Regions from separate parts of the Homo sapiens genome. Here all the other regions are linked to region 4. Evidence: chromatin contacts called from ENCODE Hi-C or POLR2A ChIA-PET data. All regions are on one chromosome and are shown on one strand. The core of a region is the stretch at or near the end of the contact, and the rest is flanking DNA. Distances in the headings are between cores, read along the strand shown.

Region 1 (3,886 bases), core at 487-2,986, 1.0 Mb before region 4:
TCACCTGAGGTCAGGAGTTCGAGACCAGCCTGGTCAACATAGTGAAACCCCGTCTCTACTAAAAATACAAAAGTTAGCCAGGTGTGGTGGTGCATGCCTGTAATCCCAGCTACTCGGGAGGCTGAGGCAAGAGAATCGCTTGAACCCAGGAGGCGGAGTTACAGTGAGTCGAGATCGTGCCATTGCACGCCAGTCTGGGAAATAGAGTGAGATTCTGTCTTAAGAAAAAAAAAATTTGTTAGATTATGGATACAGAAATCAATATATCACGATGTAATTATCCATATCCAATGAAACCACCATGCATCTGGGCCATAGTCCCCCTCTTTCTTCCTTCCTGTGTGTTTCCCTCCCTCATTCTGTACATCTCTCTCATTCTCTTCTTCTCTCTCCTTGTTTCTTTTCTGTGTTTCAGCCTGGGTCTCTGCTCCTCATTTTGAGCCCCTCTCTTCTCCTGCTGTTTCTCCTTCCCTCTATCCTTCTCTTCCACTTGTTCTGTTCCATTCTTGCAACTTGTTTCACCTCTTATTCCTCTTTCACCCGTCTTTTGGTTGTCCCCAATCTCCATCTATTTCTGCCTCTTTCTTCCCTTATCTCTGCTCTCCCTGTTAAATCCCCTCTTCCCTGTTTCACTTCCTTGTCCCCACTCTTTGGCACCCCCAGATCCCAGGTCTCCCCCTGCTGTGGTTCTCCCTCTGCTCTCCTTGTCACCAGCTGCCCCTTCTTGCTGTCCCAGCACCACGCTGCTCTGTCTATCCTGGCTCCAAATACCCCCTCCTCTCCCTAACTCTCCGTCTGAGGAGCTGCCCCTCTCCCTACCTTGCTGTCCTTCATCTCTCTAGACAGCGAGCTTTTCTCTACATTTCTCCAGTTGTTTCTCCATCCTGTTACTTTCTCAGCGACTTCTTTCACCCTTACTGTCTCTTTGTAAATCCTGACCCATCCTCTACTTTGCCATGTTTACTGGTTTCCCTCATTCTTTCCTCTGTCTCCGTTTTTCTACTTTTCTCTCAGCCCCCCTCTCTGTCTCCTGATCCCCTTGGCCCACACATTCACAGGGAGGGTTTGGAGTAAGACACCTGGATCCTGGAGGAGCACATTTTCCAGCGGGTGGAGCTGGGCAGGCAAGAACACCGGGTATCACAGGACAAGGCCCGGGCACCTCCCCAACGCGGGCTCAGGGGAAACGGTGACTGCGAAGGGGAGGCCTAGGGAGCAGCAGGGCCCGGCACGAGGAGGAGGGAGGTGGGGGGCGACGGCGCCTTAGGAGAGGGGTGGGGTATGCAGGATCCCAGGACCAGGCAGAGGCGCGGCCTCCCCGGGACTGGGGCTGCGGCGCTAACGCTCCAGTAGCTGACTAGGGCGAGGTTAGGGGACGGTAAAATCCTGCACCCACTTCGCAGATGAGGACTTCACAGGGCGCAGGTCAGTAAAGGGTTTTAAGCAGGAAACGGCGCAGGAAAGGAGGTGTCTGCATGGTCTGAAGGCCGAAAGACCGCGGGCAGGACCAGCCTGTGTGATTTTAACCCAAAGCGATGCGACCCCCAGAGTCTCGCGGCAAAGTCTGAATTTACATGGAATGGAGGGAGCCGTGCGGGGACTTTAAGGGCTATACGAACCCCCGGACATCGGGTACGGAGGAGCAGGGGACTCCGAAACGCAGGTTTAATCTAGATAGAGGGAAACTCACGCGGCGACTAACAGCCTTCACTCCAAGAGATCTGCTTCCGGGTTTGCAAGAAACTGCCCGCGCAGTAGGCAAAGGGGCGGGTTGCGGTGGGGAAAGGCCAGGCGTTGGGAGGGACTGAGAGCATAGGGTGGGCGGGGCCGGGGCGGGGCCTGAACCCTGGAGGCGGAGGTTGCAATGAGCCGATATCGCGCCATTGCACTCCAGCCTGGGTGACAGAGTGAGACTTCGTCTCTCCCAAAAAAAAAAAAAAACAAAACTTAGGCTATCTAAAAGTTTAACCAATGGCCAGTAATATAAGCAATCATGCATATGTAATGAAGGCGCCATAACAACCCAAAAGGAGAGGATTCAGCGGAGCTTCTGGATAGGTGAACACTGGGAGGCTCCTGCAGCGTGGTGCACCCAGGGAGGGCACCAAGGCTCAACGCCCCTTCTCCCATGCCTCACCTCACTGATCCCTTCCATCTGGCTGTTCTTCTGTCAACTTTGTAATATCCTTTATAATACGTAAATCTATGTAAAGTGTTTCCCTGTATTTTGTGAGCCACTCTAGCAAATTCGTTGAACCTGAGGAGGGGGTCAAGGGACTCCTGGATTTATATCTGATCTGTAAGCACAAGTCACAACCTCTGCTTGAGACTGGCATTGAAATGTGTGCACTATTGTGGGACTGAGCCCTCAACGTGTGGGATCTGATGCCATGTCCCGGCAAAATGGAACGGAATGAGAGAACACGCACCTGGTGTCTGTGGCAGGATTGCTTGCTTGGTGTGTGTGGGAAAACCCAGTACCTCTGGGCTAACTGTAGCATTCTGTGTTGTGAGAGAACAGTAGAAGAAACTGAATCAGTGTTTCCTATATTCTTAAATACGAATATGTGAGGTTTGTTGTTGTTTTTTTTTTTTTTTTTTTTTTTTTAGACAAGAGTCTTGCTCTTGTCGCCCAGGCTGGAATGCAATGGCATGATCTCGGCTCACTGAGCCACCGCCCCAGCGTGAAGGCATTTTTGAGCAAGTTATGTCTCCCTAATTCTGTTTTATTGTACTTTTCCCTAAGTAGTTATAATAGCCTCTAAATCTGTGTGGAGTTTTCAGTTTTGTGGACAATACAATAAATAGACAAATAAAAACCCAAACACAAGCTGATCTCTATAGAAGTGTTAGATATTATTTTCAACACACTAAGTGATACTCCGTATCTAGATAAGCTAAAGCACGAATGATGTCTTCTGAGGTGACAAGGTCCACAGTGGCTTTACAGAAACACTGGCCAGAAGTAAAAACTGTGATGATAATGGCAATAGCAATGACTGACTTTTCTGAACACTATGTGCAAGGCATTATTCGGAATACTTTACCTGTATTAACTCAAATAACAACATAATAGCCCATGAGAAAAAGATCTTTTCCTATCTTACTAGGAAACAACTGTGTCGGCCGGGCGCTGTGGCTCACGCCTGTAATCCCAGCACTTTGGGAGGCCGAGCTGGGCGGATCACGAGGTCAGGACCGGATCACGAGCCGGGCGGATCACGATGGTCACCAGGAGACCATCCTGGCTAACACGGTGAAACCCCGTCTCTAATGATAATACAAAAAAATTAGCCGGGCGTGGTGGCGGGCGCCTGTAGTCCCAGCTACTCTACTCGGGAGGCTGAGGCAGGAGAATGGCGTGAACCCGGGAGGCGGAGCTTGCAGTGAGCCGAGATGGCGCCCCTGCACTCCAGCCTGGGCGAGAGCAAGACTCCGTCTCAAAAAAAAGAAAAAGAAAGAAACTGTCACAGATACGCTAAGAAACTGGCCTAAGGTCCAAGAGCTAGAAATGACAGAGCAAGCCCCGAACCCAGGCATCTAAGAATTACAGTTAGGCTGAGAGCAGTGGCTCACACCTGTAATCCCAGCACTTTGAGAGCCTGAGGCAGGAGGGGTGCTTGAGCCCAGGAGTTCAAGACCAGCCTGGGCAATATAGTGAAACCCCATCTCAACAAAATAAAGACAAAACAAAAACAAAAAACCCCTCAACAATTACAATTAAACCTAAAGAATCAGTTAAGTAACAGAAGTACCATCAAAAGTGACAGGATGCCAGGTCAGGGAAACCATTGAGAACAAAGGCAAGCAACATAAACGAGAGTCTGCAGTAACGCAGGCAGACACTAGGTGGAGAACCAGACCACAGCTTACCATGAAAACACAG
Region 2 (4,210 bases), core at 1,051-3,550, 1.1 Mb before region 4:
TACAAAAAATTAGCCAGGCGTGGTGGCACACACCTGTAATCCCAGCTAGTTGGAAGGCTGAGGCAGGAGAATCACTTGAACCCAGGAGACAGAGGTTGCAGTGAGCTGAGATCACGCCACTGCCCTCCAGCCTGGGTGAAAGAGCGAGACTGTCTCAAAAATAAATAAATAAATAAATAAAAATGAATAAAGTTACCTACTGACTACCAAAGAGTATTTCCAATATATGATAAAGAGTAGAAAGCATGCAGACCTCAATCTGAACTCAACACAATTAACTTCAAATGGAAACCATTTTGAAAATATATATATTATTTAATATGTATATGATATATTAACTATATATGGAATTCTACAAAGGGAAAAAATTGAAAATATATCACATTTAGAAAAGAATGACATGAGCCAATACAGGATTCCACAAAAGCTTACTTCAGCAATAATTACATATAGAAAAAGAGACTGAATTAGATAAGCTTCATCTCAACCTTCAGCATGAACTGTGAGATGAAAGGTAAATACAAGGCACCAGGCAGTGACACAGCCAGTCACTCCTTGCCTCTCTTCACTGCCCCCACCCTACCCCATCCTCGGAAACAGGAAGAGGGAGACCCATAACTGAATGAGGCAAGTCACTGCCCAATGGCTAAACAGCATGGGCAAATGAAAGCTAGCCTCTTATGCCATAATTGTAAAATGCACAAGCCTTTTACACAGAGCTTTGTAATTCTCATCCTTATATGTAGAATTTAAACAATTAGATTACAATTTAAATGTAACACATTATAAATAGAGAAATCAAATTGTCATATCCAATCTCAACTCACCTCTCACCTGGCCCCAGGGCGCCCCTCTTTCTTTATAACTATGTGTTCCTCTCCCCCATTTTGTGCCTCTCACTTTCACCTTGTCTCTCCAGCCTTTTTCCCCTTTTATCTTCCCCCTAGGATTCTGACGATGTTGTGCCTCTTTTTTCTTCTGCTGTTTCTCCCTTCTTTGTTTTTTCCCCTTATATCTGTTCTACTCCATTCTTCCAATTTGTTTCACCTCTTGTGGCGTTTTCTTTCCAATCTTTTCATCGTCCCAATCTCCATCTATTTCTGCCTCTTTCTTACCCCATCTCCGCGCCTCCTCTGCTCTCCCTGTTAAATCCCCTCTTCCCTGTTACACCCGCTTATCCCCACTCTCTGGCACTCCCAGATCCCAGGCCTCCCTGTGTTGTGGTGCTCCCTCTGCTCGCCTTGTCACCAGCTGTCCCCTCCAGCTGTCCCAGCACCACGCAGCTCTGTCTGCCCTCGGCCAAATCCTTTCTCCTCTCCCCCACTCTCTGTCTGAGGAGGCTCCTTCTTTGCTGTCCCTCTCCTTATCTTGTTGTCCTGCATCTCGGGACATCGAGCTTTTCTCTACATTTCGCCAATTGCTTTTCTGCCCCTGCTACTTTCTTGACTGCTTCTTTCACTCTGTCGCTGCAAATCTCTCACCCATCCTCCACTTTGCCATCTGTTTATGGGTCTCCCTCATTTTTCTTTTCTCTTTCTTGGTTTTTCCATCTCCTCTCAGTGGCTCTTTGTCTCTCTTTCTCCTGATTCCCTTGGGCCACACATTCACTGGAGGGTTTGTAGTAAGATGTCTGCATGTTGGAGGAGTACATTTTCCAGGGGGTGGAGCTGGGCAGGCAAAAACACCGGGTGTCACAGGACGGGCCCCGGGCACCTCCCCAACGAGGGCTCAAGGGAAGCGGTGACTGCGAAGGGGAGGCCTGGGGAGCAGCAGGGCCCGGCACGAGGAGGAGGGAGGTGGGGGGCGACGGCGCCTTAGGACAGGGGTGGGATGTGCAGGATCCCAGGACCAGGCGGAGGCGCGGCCTCCCCGGGACTGGGTCGGCGGCGCTGCGCTCCAGGGGCCGACGAGAGCGAGGCTGGGAGGCGCCCAGGGCAGGCGGTGAGGACTTTAAGCGATGCGGGGCGGGAGGAGGAGTCAGTAAAGGATTTTAAGCAGGAAAATCCTGCTTAAACGTTTAAAAAACCGGGAAAGGCCGTGTTTACTTGGCCCAAGGCAGAAAGACCGGGGGCAGGGACCAGCCTCAGGGCGACTTTAACCCAAAAGGAAGCGTCTCCGGGCCCACACAGCAAGGCCTATTTACCTGAGGTGGAGGGTGCGGTGCGGAGATTTTAAGTCCGTAGCGACCCCCGGGCATCGGGTGTGCGAATGGGGGACGGCGAGGCGCAGGTTGAGTCTACACAGAGGAACACTCATACGCCATGGTGTGATGCTTGCTCCGCACGATCCACTTCCGGGTCTGTGGGCAACTGCGCGAAGGAAAGCGACCGAGCGGCCCGGGGCGGGGTCCGAGATGGGCGGAACCGGAAAAGGGCGGGGCGTTGAGAGAGCCGGGCTGAAGCAGGGGCCGCCAGGCAGGGACCCCAGGGAAGGAACGGGGAGGAGCCACCGGGGAGGGGTGGGGAGTGACCAAGTGGAGGGACCCGGGGGCGGGCCGGGGAGGAGCCGCCGGGGAAGGGCGGGGAGGAACCGCGGGAAGGGACCGCGGGGGAGGAAGGCGAAGGGACCGCGGGGGAGGGAGGCAGAGGGACCGCCAGGAAGGGACCCGGGGGAGAGGCGGGGCTGGACGGGACACGTTAGGGTCTGCGATTTCGTGTGATGCCCACAGCCCAGCGCCCAGAGCCATCTGTAGTGTCTTGTGGAACGGCGTAGATGTTTCAAACGGTTTCAAGTTAAAAGCACAGTTGTGTAGGTTATTTTGGAAACCAAACTGCTTTCCTCTTAGAATGGAGGCGGTTTATGTTGAAAGCATTTTTTGCTAGCGCGTTTACCCAGTAATGTTATTGACGCTGAAGCAGCCCAGGAGTCTGGGAACATGGGTTGACACGGAGCGGTGATGGCATGCTGGAAAAGTTTCTGCGATTAAAATTAAGTAATTTAAAAGCCCTGAAATTAGCAGTAACTTTTAAAAAATAGATATAAATTGCATTGTCCTTTTTTATACTTACTATTCTATTCCGTGCGAGATGACAACCTCAAACGCCTATACTTTTTTTTTTTTTTTTTGAGCCGGAGTCACGCTCTGTCGTCCAGGCTGGGGTGCAGTGGCATGATCTCTGCTCACTGCAACCTCGGCCTCCCGGGTTCAAGCAATGCTCCTGCCTCAGCCTCCCGAGTAGCTAGGATTACAGGCGCCCGCCACCACGTTCTTTAGCGGAGATGAAGTTTCACCATGTTGCCTAGGCTGGTCTCGAATTCCTGACCTCAAGTGATCCACCCGCCTCAGCCTCCCAAAGTGCTGGGATTACAGGCGTGAGCCACCATACCTGGCCCCAGGAACTACTTTCACCTACTGAATATATATTAAGTCCTTTGCCACAAAAAGATAATATACATAATTTATCTCAGAACAATTAAGATATTTACCACTGTAAATGACAAATTCAGACTTAGAGAAGGAAGATTTTATTCAAAAGGACTATTGCAATAGAGAGAATGTTCCAATCACAAGATCTGAAAATGTCCAAGAGACACAAACTAAAAAGCTTTTTTTTCTTTTTTTCATATATGGAGGAGTAAACAAGGCTAGAAAGCACAAGCACAAGTTATGAGGCTGTGGATGAGCACTTGGCATGACTACAGTTATTCAGGGAAAGTTTGTTATGTTATGTTATGTTATGTTAAAAATGTTACATATTTCTTGGAGAGAGTCTTGCTCTGTCACCCAGGCTGGAGTGCAGTGGCGTCATCTCTGCTCACTGCAACTTTTCATCTACCAGGCTCAGGCAATCCTCCCACCTCAATCTCCCCAGTAGCTGGGACTACAAGCACACGTCACCATGCCTAGTTAATTTTTGTACTTTTTGTAGAGACGGGGTTTCGCCATGTTGCTCAGGCTAGACTCGAACTCCTGAGCTCGAGGGATCCCCCACACCTTGGCCTCCCAAAGTGCTGGGATCACAGGCGTGAGCCACCGTGCCCGGTCTATTTATTTTTTGAGAGAGCATCTTGCTCTGTTGCCCAGGCTAGAGTGCAGTGTCAAGACCATAGCTCACTGCAGCCTTCAACTCTGGAATCAAGTGATCCTCCTACCTCAGTCTCCCAAGTGGCTGGGACTACGGGTTTGCACCGCCACACTCCACTAATTTTTTTACTTTTTGCAAAGGCGGATTCTCACTATGTTGCCCAGGCAAGTCTTGAACTTCTAGCC
Region 3 (3,877 bases), core at 10-2,509, 1.4 Mb after region 4:
GCCACGGTGAGGTGGGCTGCCCTGGGCGGGTGGAGGAGGCTGCGGATCCATGCCTGTGGGGAGAGAGGGGAGAGATGGGAAGCGGGGCAGAGATAAAAAGAGGTGCGTGGGGTGTGGCAGAAAGAGAAGCAGAGACAGTCAGAGATGGAGAGGCAGAGAGGGTCAGGTATTTAGCCAGGAGAGAGATATGAGACAGAGACAAAGATGAGAGACACCGAGGGGAGGCCAGAGATGGAGAGACAGGAGGAGAGAGATCAGAGACAGAGCGACAGAGCAGGGAATAGAGACAGGAGAAGGCAGAGATGGGAGACACAGAGAAGTGGGGATGGACAGACAGAGACCAGGAGTCGCAGAAAGACAGGATGGTGAAAGGCAGAGCAGAGAAGAGACAGAGGAGAGTGAGGAACACCCAGCAGAGAGACAGAGACACAGAGAAGAGGAAACAAAGAGACTTGGAGAACCAGAGGCAGAGATAGTGCAAGAGCAGAGATCAGAAGAGCAGTGGCGGGTTGGGGGCCGGAGAGACAGGGAGACAGAGACACAGAGGGAGTGAACTGGGCAGAGGCACGGAGGGGGACAAAGTCAGCGAACCGCTTCTGCTCCAGGTCCCCCGGCCAGGCTGAACGTTTTGGGAGGGGCTGGGACACAGCCCATGGGGCCTGAGTGGAGGGGGTGGGATTTGAAGCCGGTAGGCCCCGGAAATAGAGTGTGTTCTCAGATGCCAGGGGCTGGGAGAGGTCGGGGAGTAGGAGGGTTCAGACTTCTGGTCTGAGTTGGGAGGGGGCTAGGGGCCCAGACTCTTGGGACTGATGGGGATGGGAGCTGGGGATTGAGACTCCTGGGTCCAGGTCATGACGGATTGGGGAATCTGGACTCTGGTATGGAGGAGGTGTGGATTCCTGGGTCCCGGTGGAGGAGGGGCTGGGGAGGGGGCTGGGCTCCCAGGACAAGGGGGAGGCGGGGGCTGGGGACCCAGCTGCCGGGAATCCCCAGGGAGGAGGCGACTGAGGGCCGGACCCCTGGACTCGGGAGGGAGGCTGGTGGGGGTCGGGGGTCCCAGGTCCTAGAGGGGGGCCGATCTCCTCCGGGCCAAGCCTGCAGCTCCCCGAAGGCATGATCAGCAGAATTGGGGCCGGGTCGAGGCCTTGAGGATTTCTCAGCCCTGGGCCTGGGGCTTGGTCCTGGTCGCTGGGGCTGGGTTCTTACCTCGCCTCCTTGGCTCCTTTCTTCCTTCCCCACGGCCGGCCAAACGCGGACGGTGGTGGCGGGGAGGGAGGGGGGCCTGAGCGTGGTGGGGGGTGGAGGAGGAGGCTGGGCTCGGTGTCACTGCCTAAGCCTTCCCCCCGGAAACCTGGCCTTTCCTCGGAGCCTGAAAGAGGAAAGACTGGCTGGGAAGCCGGAAGCGGGAGGACGGGGGACCTGGAGAGGGGAGGGAAGGCAGCTTGCACTACAGGGTCCTGTGAGGGGAGGGGGCTGGGGGCCTGTCCCCCGGGCTCCCAGAGGGCGGAGGGTGCTGAGGGCCTGGAACACTGGGTCCAGCTACTCCCGGCTCCCCAACATGCACACACACATATTCATTCATTCCTTCAACAAATACACATTTATCAGGTCCTGTCTGTGCCAGGCACTGTGTCAGGCCAGGGGAGTGGCCGGGGGAGGAAGATGAATGAATCAGTGACAGAGGCTTCAGGAAGTACTGGCACTCTGGATCAGAACCTGGCTCCAGCCTTCCCTTGGCTGTCTGGGTGAAGGATTCTCCCACTTCGAGCCTCGGTTTCCCCCTTTGTGAAAGCCCCTGCATATACTCATTCAACCCTAAGCGACCAATATTTACTGAATATCTACTACGGGCCAGCCTGCATATATTTGTCTACATATACGCATATTCACTGGGACCTTAGCAGCCAATGTTTACTGAGCACCTACTATGGGCTGGTGCTGTCCTTGGTGCTGGAGTCACAGTGGCAAAAACCGGAGCTCACTGTCTGATGGGGAAGGCAGATAGATACGGATCAATCACGCTGGAGTGCATGTGGGGGAACGTGTGCTCCGAGGCAGGGAACTGCTATGGGAATGCAGAGAACAGAAGGCACTGAGCTGAGCTCACACTGGGAGGAGGTGATTCCTGAGGTCTTCCTGGAGGCAGCAATGTTTCAGCTGAAATTGGCAGAATGAAACCAACCTGGCGACATCTCAGAAACCTATTCTGGAGCAGAAAAGGCATTTTGCAGGAGTATACCCACAGCTTGACGCTGTTTGTTTAAGGTTACATTCCTGCCAAACAGTGCTAATGAGAGTGCGAGCAAACAGGTCCTTTCATACACGGCTGGGGCAAGTAGAACCTGGAACATTCTTACCGAGCCAGCAATTCCAGGAATTTATTCTTCAGAGGCATCTACTCGGAACTGCACAAAATAATGTCTGCACCAGGTTAATCATTGCAGTACTGCACATCACTGCAAACAGCTGAAACCAATCTAAACACCCATCTGTAGGAGAGCTGAGTAATAAATCATGACTGATCCACCCAGTGGAATACTAGGTGTCCATAGAAAAGAACAAAGAAGCTCACCGTGTGCATATATGGTAAGTCTCCAAGTGATAACCTGTAGAAGAGAAAAATGGAAGGTCAAGTACAGCCTGCAGCCTGTTCTGGGTTTGTGTGTGTTCTGGGATTGTGTCCAGATGAACTGGAACAAGAGAGAAGAAACTGAAACTGGCAACATAGTCTAACTTCCAGGACAGAAATTTACTACACTCTATCCTTGTTTTTTTGTTTGTTTGTTTTTTTTTGTTTTGTTTTGTTTTCTTTTGAGATGAGATCTCCTTCTGTTGCCCAGGCTGGCTGGAGGAAGTGCAGTGGTGTGATCTCGGCTCACTGCAGCCTCGACCTCCCGGGCTCAAGCAATCCTCCCACCTCAGCCTCCTGAGTAGGTGGGGCTACAGGAGTGTGCCACCATGTCTGGCTAATTTTTGTATGTTTTGTAGAGATGGGGTCTCCCTATGTTGCCCAGGCTGGGCTTGAACTCCTGGGCTCAAGCAATCCACCTGCCTCGGCCTCCCAAAGTGCTGGAATTACAGACATTAGCCACTGTGCCCGGCTTTTTGTACTTTTTGAATTCAAAACCGTGTGAATGTGCTATATACTCAAAAAAGTAAAGGAGGCCAAGCATGGTGGCTCACGCCTGTAATCTCAGCACTTTGGGAGGCCCAGGTGGGCAGATCACCTGAGGCCAGGAGTTCAAGACCAGCCTGGCCCACATGGTGAAACCCCATCTCTACAAAAGGTACAAAAATTAGCCAGGCATAATGGCACATGCCTATAATCCCAGCTACTCAGGAGGCTGAGGCAGGAGAATGGCTTGAACCTGGGAGGCAGAGGTTGCAGTGCGCTGAGATCGTGCCATTGCACTCCAGCCTGGGCAACAGAGCAAAACTCCACCTCAAAAAAAAAAAAAAAAAAAAAAAGAAAAGAAAAAAGTAAAGGAAAAAGAAATACATGGGGATTATAAAAATAAATGAAATGAAAAATAATAGCTTACTCTTGTGAGCGTATTACAAATATGATCCCATTTACTCCTTGCTTTATGAAGTAGGTACCATTATTTTTCCCTTTTACAGAGGATGAAAGTGAGATACTAGAAGTTTCCAAACCTAGCGAGTCTCAGTAAGAAGTTTCACTTCACAAACAGATAGGAGAAATGATAGTGGATCAGAAGCATGATTTAAAAGAAATAATAAAAGGCCGGGCGTGGTGGCTCATGCCTGTAATCCCAGCACTTTGGGAGGCCGAGGGAGGCAGATCACTTGAGGTCAGGAGTTCAAGACCAGCCTGGCCAACACGGTGAAACCGTCTCTACTAAAAATACAAAAATTA
Region 4 (4,105 bases), core at 972-3,471:
CGCCTGCCTAATTTTTGTATTTTTAGTAGAGACCAGGTTTTGTCATGTTGGCCAGGCTGGTCTCGAACTCCTGACCTCAGTTGATCCGCCGGCCTTGGCCTTCCACATAGTGCTGGGATTACAGGCGTGAGGCACCGCGCCCAGCCTATATGGAGGTTTTCGGCTGAGCTGGGGGTCAGTGCCCCTCGCCCCCAGACTGTACAGAGTCAGCTGTGTTAAGATATTAAGCACCTTCAGTACACAAGACTCTGTGCTGGTTTTCTTTTCTTTTTTTTTTTTTTTTACTCTAAATCATCAAACCCTATGAGGAAAGTCCTGTTACTTTCTCCCATTTAGCACTCTTGAAGAGGCTAATTTGCCTAAGATCAAGAGCTCGTCAGTGACTGCTGAGGTTCAAACGCAGATCTTTTTTAAGACTTGAGAACCTACAGGTTCAACCACCATTATAAAACCATCTCTGTAATCACGAGGCACCCGGAATTTGTGGAGCTTGGACTTCATCCTGAAGGGAGTGAAAACTTATGGAAGTTTTTTCCTTCCACGTTTCCCCCTTCCAGATGAATAATATACGCGTGTTCAAGATACAAAAATGCATAAAATTTGGCCAGGCATGGTGGCTTACACCTGTAATCCCAGCACTTGGGGAGGCTGAGGCGAGTGGATCACTTGAGCCCAGGAGTTCAAGACCAGCCTGGGCAATATGGCAAAACCCCGTCTCAAAACAACAAAACAAACAAACAAAAAACCCATAAAACTGAACAAGGTAGTTTGTAAGATATGGAAGTACAATGCAGATGACAATAATGACGATGGTAGCTACCACTAGGCGCTTTATTTATGCCACTCTCCTCAACACTGGATAGACTCTCACTTAATCCTCACAAGCTTATGAGGTAGGCGCTACCATCATTCGCCGTTTTACAGAGGAGGACGCTGAGGCACAGAGTGATTGAGAAACTTGTCGAAGGCACTGCAGCTGGCAAGTGGTGACGTGGCATTTGAATCCAGGCATCCGGATGGTGTGGATGCCGTGGAAGAGAAAGGGGCGGGTGGGACTGCTTCCTGAGGAGATAGTGACTGCCGAGGCAGCAGCGTAGGGAAGACAACTGAAGAACACGAGCTGTGGAGACAGACCATCGCATTCGGAGTGGAGAGATGGGTGTACAGACAGACAATAACCAGACTATATATAAAAAGAGAACTCTAGGTCAGGCGCGGTGGCTCACACCTGTAATCTTAGCACTTTGGGAGGCTGAGGCGGGTGGATCACTTGAGGTCAGGCGTTGGAGACCAGGAGTTCAAAACCCCGTCTCTACTAAAAATTTAAAAATTAGCCGGGCATGGTGGTGGGCGCCTGTAGTCCCAGCTTCTCGGGAGGCTGAGGCACGAGAATCGATTGAACCCGGGAAGCGGAGGTTGCAGTGAGCCGAGATCGCACCACTGCACTCCAGCCTGGGTGACGAGAGCGAAAAACTCCGTCTCAAAAATAAAATAAATTACTGATAATAGTACTAATACCCCTTAAGTGGCTATTGATAATAATAGTACCATGGGTGGGGGGGCAACTTCTCTGAGAGTGCTCTGTAAGTATGTATTGAAGATTGAGTAAATACATTTAAAATTCTTAGAACAGTATGTGGCACATAGCGTTCCAGAATGCCACATTATTGTTAGTGACAGAAATAATCTCGGCTGGGCGCGGTGGCTCACGCCTGTAATCCCAGCACTTTGGGGGGGCCACGGCGGGAGGCTCTCTCGAGGCCGGGAGTTCAAGACCAGCCTGGGCAACATGGCAAGACGCCGACTGTTAAAAAAAAAAAATGCTACCCGGGCGTCGTGGCGTGTGCCTGTAATCCCAGCTACTGGGGAGGAGGTGGGAGGATCGCTCGAGCCCGAGAGGTTGGTCGGGGCCTCAGTGAGCCGAAATCACGCCACTGCACTCCAGCCTGGGCGACGGAGCGAGACCCTGTCTCAGAAAGAAAAAGAAAAACCACCGTCCAGGGGCGGAGAAGGAAGGTTCTCCCTACTTCTCAGGTTTCCACTCCCTGGCCGGAAAAAACCTAGTCCTCCCAGGTTAGCACGCCGCTCTAGCCCAGCCTCACGTCTCCACTGCTTCTCAGCCAGCCAACGCCTCTTCTGATTGGCTCTGACGTGCGTGGTGCGTGAAAACGTCACGAGACGCCGGCGTTACTATAAGAGCGCAGCCGTGGCGCTTCCGCGCCTCTTTCTCAGTGACCGGGTGGTTTGCTTAGGTGAGGTGCGGTGGTGTGCTTTTTCTCTAGGGTTTGGGTTGGATGGTGGCCCGGGCCTTCCGAGTTTCCATGAGTAAGCTAAAGACGTTAGGAAACAGAGCAGGGTGGTTGAACGGGAGTGCAGCACGGTTGTGGGGGCAGATACTGACTATGAGAGCGTTGGAGGTTATTCTCGCGAGATCGGATCTGGGCTCCGCGAGGTTTTGGCGTAGTTGTGGGACTGCGCAGGCGCCGTTTGGATCCCTTACGCTCACACTTCTCTCCCGCGCAGGCGCAGACGGGGAAGCGGAGCCAACATGCCAGTGGCCCGGAGCTGGGTTTGTCGCAAAACTTATGTGACCCCGCGGAGACCCTTCGAGAAATCTCGTCTCGACCAAGAGCTGAAGCTGATCGGTGAGTGGCCAAGGCTTCCGGGAAGTGGTTCGGCTTCCGGGAGGCGGTTAGCACGTGGATGAAGGTGCCCATGTACTCTATCTAGTCCGTCCCCTAAATTTGGTACTATTCGTGGTTTAGGAAGGTTTTGTGATTCCAAAGCTGCCAGTCTAGTTGTTGTGCCAGTACGTGGGACTACACTTGTCCACCCCCTTCTCCCCACCAGGCGAGTATGGGCTCCGGAACAAACGTGAGGTCTGGAGGGTCAAATTTACCCTGGCCAAGATCCGCAAGGCCGCCCGGGAACTGCTGACGCTTGATGAGAAGGACCCACGGCGTCTGTTCGAAGGTGCGTATGGGAGTCCACAGCAGAGGGATGGGGTGCAGGGCTTGTGAGGTTCATTCTCCCTTCTGTTGCCTCTGTTCCAGTGATGAGAGTTGTGTCATTGGATAAATGGAACCAGCCTTCTAACTTTTAGTGGCACTTGTGGAGTAGGAAAAGTGTATCTGGATCAGTCTTTGCCCTGTTTCTTAGGTGTGTGGCTTTTTTGCCCAGTTATTGGACCTTCAGTTTAGTAATGACCAGAGCTAAAGATAGGCCTGGCACACCTGGGCACCCGTCTATATCTTTATATTCTGTTTATGTGGCCTGTTTGCTAGTGGATGAGAGTAGACTATGAAGTGGAATTTCTGGGCTAAGTGATGGTGATAACAGGGTTTGCACATTTGCTTGGTTTATTGTTTTTTTAATTAAGTTTTCTCGTTTTATTTAGTCTTTTGAGACGGAGTCTTGCTCTGTTGCCCAGGCTGGAGTGCCGTGGCGCCATTTCGGCTTACTGCAACCCCCGCCTCCTGGGTTCAAACAATTCTCCTATCTTAGCCTCCCAAGTAGCTGGGACTACAGACAGGCGCACGCCACCACACCTGGCTAATTTTACTTTTGAGACGGAGTCTCGCTCCATTGCCCATGCTGGAGTGTAGTTGTCGCAATCTTGGCTCACTGCAAACTCCGCCTCCAGAGTTCAAGCGATTCTCCTGTCTTAGCCTCCTAAGTAGCTGGAATCACAGGCATGGGCCACCAAGCCTGGCTAATTTTCTATTATTAGTGGAGATGGGTTTTCACCATGTTGTCCAGGCTGGTGCTTGTTTTTTTAAGCTGGTCAAGGACATTTAGGTGGTATTTAGCAAAGGCCTGAACAGGAGAGAACCTGTAAAATGTCTCAGGGAACAGCATTTCAGGTGATGACTTTAGGAGGGCATGCAGATCACATAGACTTAGGCTTACTTTACTAATTGTGGTGAAATACACATTAAATTGAAAATGTACCATCTTAACCATCTTGTTTTAAAATCTACTCTGAGATGCGGTGTTATTGGAGTGCTTTCTACAGCAGATTGGCATGACCAAGATTGGCATTTGTATATCCTGAGACGCTGCTTTTGCCTGAGTTTGGGTAGTCATGATTTATGGTGAAAAGCAG

What was found. Hi-C counts contacts between places; a loop is a spot of excess contacts on that map. ChIA-PET counts read pairs that join two places held with the same protein, here RNA polymerase II (POLR2A). Pooled maps may share reads with other maps.
Region 1: a loop to region 4 is called in a map with no recorded cell type, with 8 times the contacts of the local background. The contact joins the promoter of ZNF665 here to the promoter of RPS9 in region 4. A Hi-C loop is called at or near these places in 1 of 168 maps with a recorded cell type or tissue (naive thymus-derived CD4-positive, alpha-beta T cell), 1 of 37 single-sample maps with no recorded cell type and 10 of 50 pooled maps.
Region 2: a loop to region 4 is called in a pooled map, with 12 times the contacts of the local background. The contact joins the promoter of ZNF160 here to the promoter of RPS9 in region 4. A Hi-C loop is called at or near these places in 2 of 37 single-sample maps with no recorded cell type and 8 of 50 pooled maps. POLR2A ChIA-PET finds 5 or more read pairs at or near these places in 1 of 52 experiments (K562).
Region 3: a pooled map shows a loop between it and region 4 (4-fold over the local background). The contact joins the promoter of ZNF579 here to the promoter of RPS9 in region 4. A Hi-C loop is called at or near these places in 1 of 168 maps with a recorded cell type or tissue (naive thymus-derived CD4-positive, alpha-beta T cell), 6 of 37 single-sample maps with no recorded cell type and 16 of 50 pooled maps. POLR2A ChIA-PET finds 5 or more read pairs at or near these places in 4 of 52 experiments (B cell, MCF 10A, activated T-cell and 1 more).

The regions. Positions count from the first base shown.
Region 1 is chr19:53,191,622-53,195,507 of GRCh38, forward strand. ZNF665 (zinc finger protein 665) reads right to left here and starts at 1,737. Exons shown (of 4, transcript NM_024733.5): 1 at 1,691-1,737. RefSeq lists an enhancer at 1,553-1,702.
Region 2 is chr19:53,101,122-53,105,331 of GRCh38, forward strand. ZNF160 (zinc finger protein 160) reads right to left here and starts at 2,301. Exons shown (of 6, transcript NM_001322131.2): 1 at 2,144-2,301. RefSeq lists a silencer at 2,344-2,753.
Region 3 is chr19:55,579,589-55,583,465 of GRCh38, forward strand. ZNF579 (zinc finger protein 579) reads right to left here and starts at 1,260. Exons shown (of 2, transcript NM_152600.3): 1 at 1,207-1,260; 2 at 1-53. The coding sequence starts at 51. RefSeq lists silencers at 1,464-1,603, 2,315-2,609.
Region 4 is chr19:54,198,637-54,202,741 of GRCh38, forward strand. It overlaps RPS9 (ribosomal protein S9), which reads left to right and starts at 2,222. Exons shown (of 5, transcript NM_001013.4): 1 at 2,222-2,252; 2 at 2,524-2,645; 3 at 2,851-2,973. The coding sequence starts at 2,549. RefSeq lists an enhancer at 1,610-2,279 and a silencer at 2,042-2,535.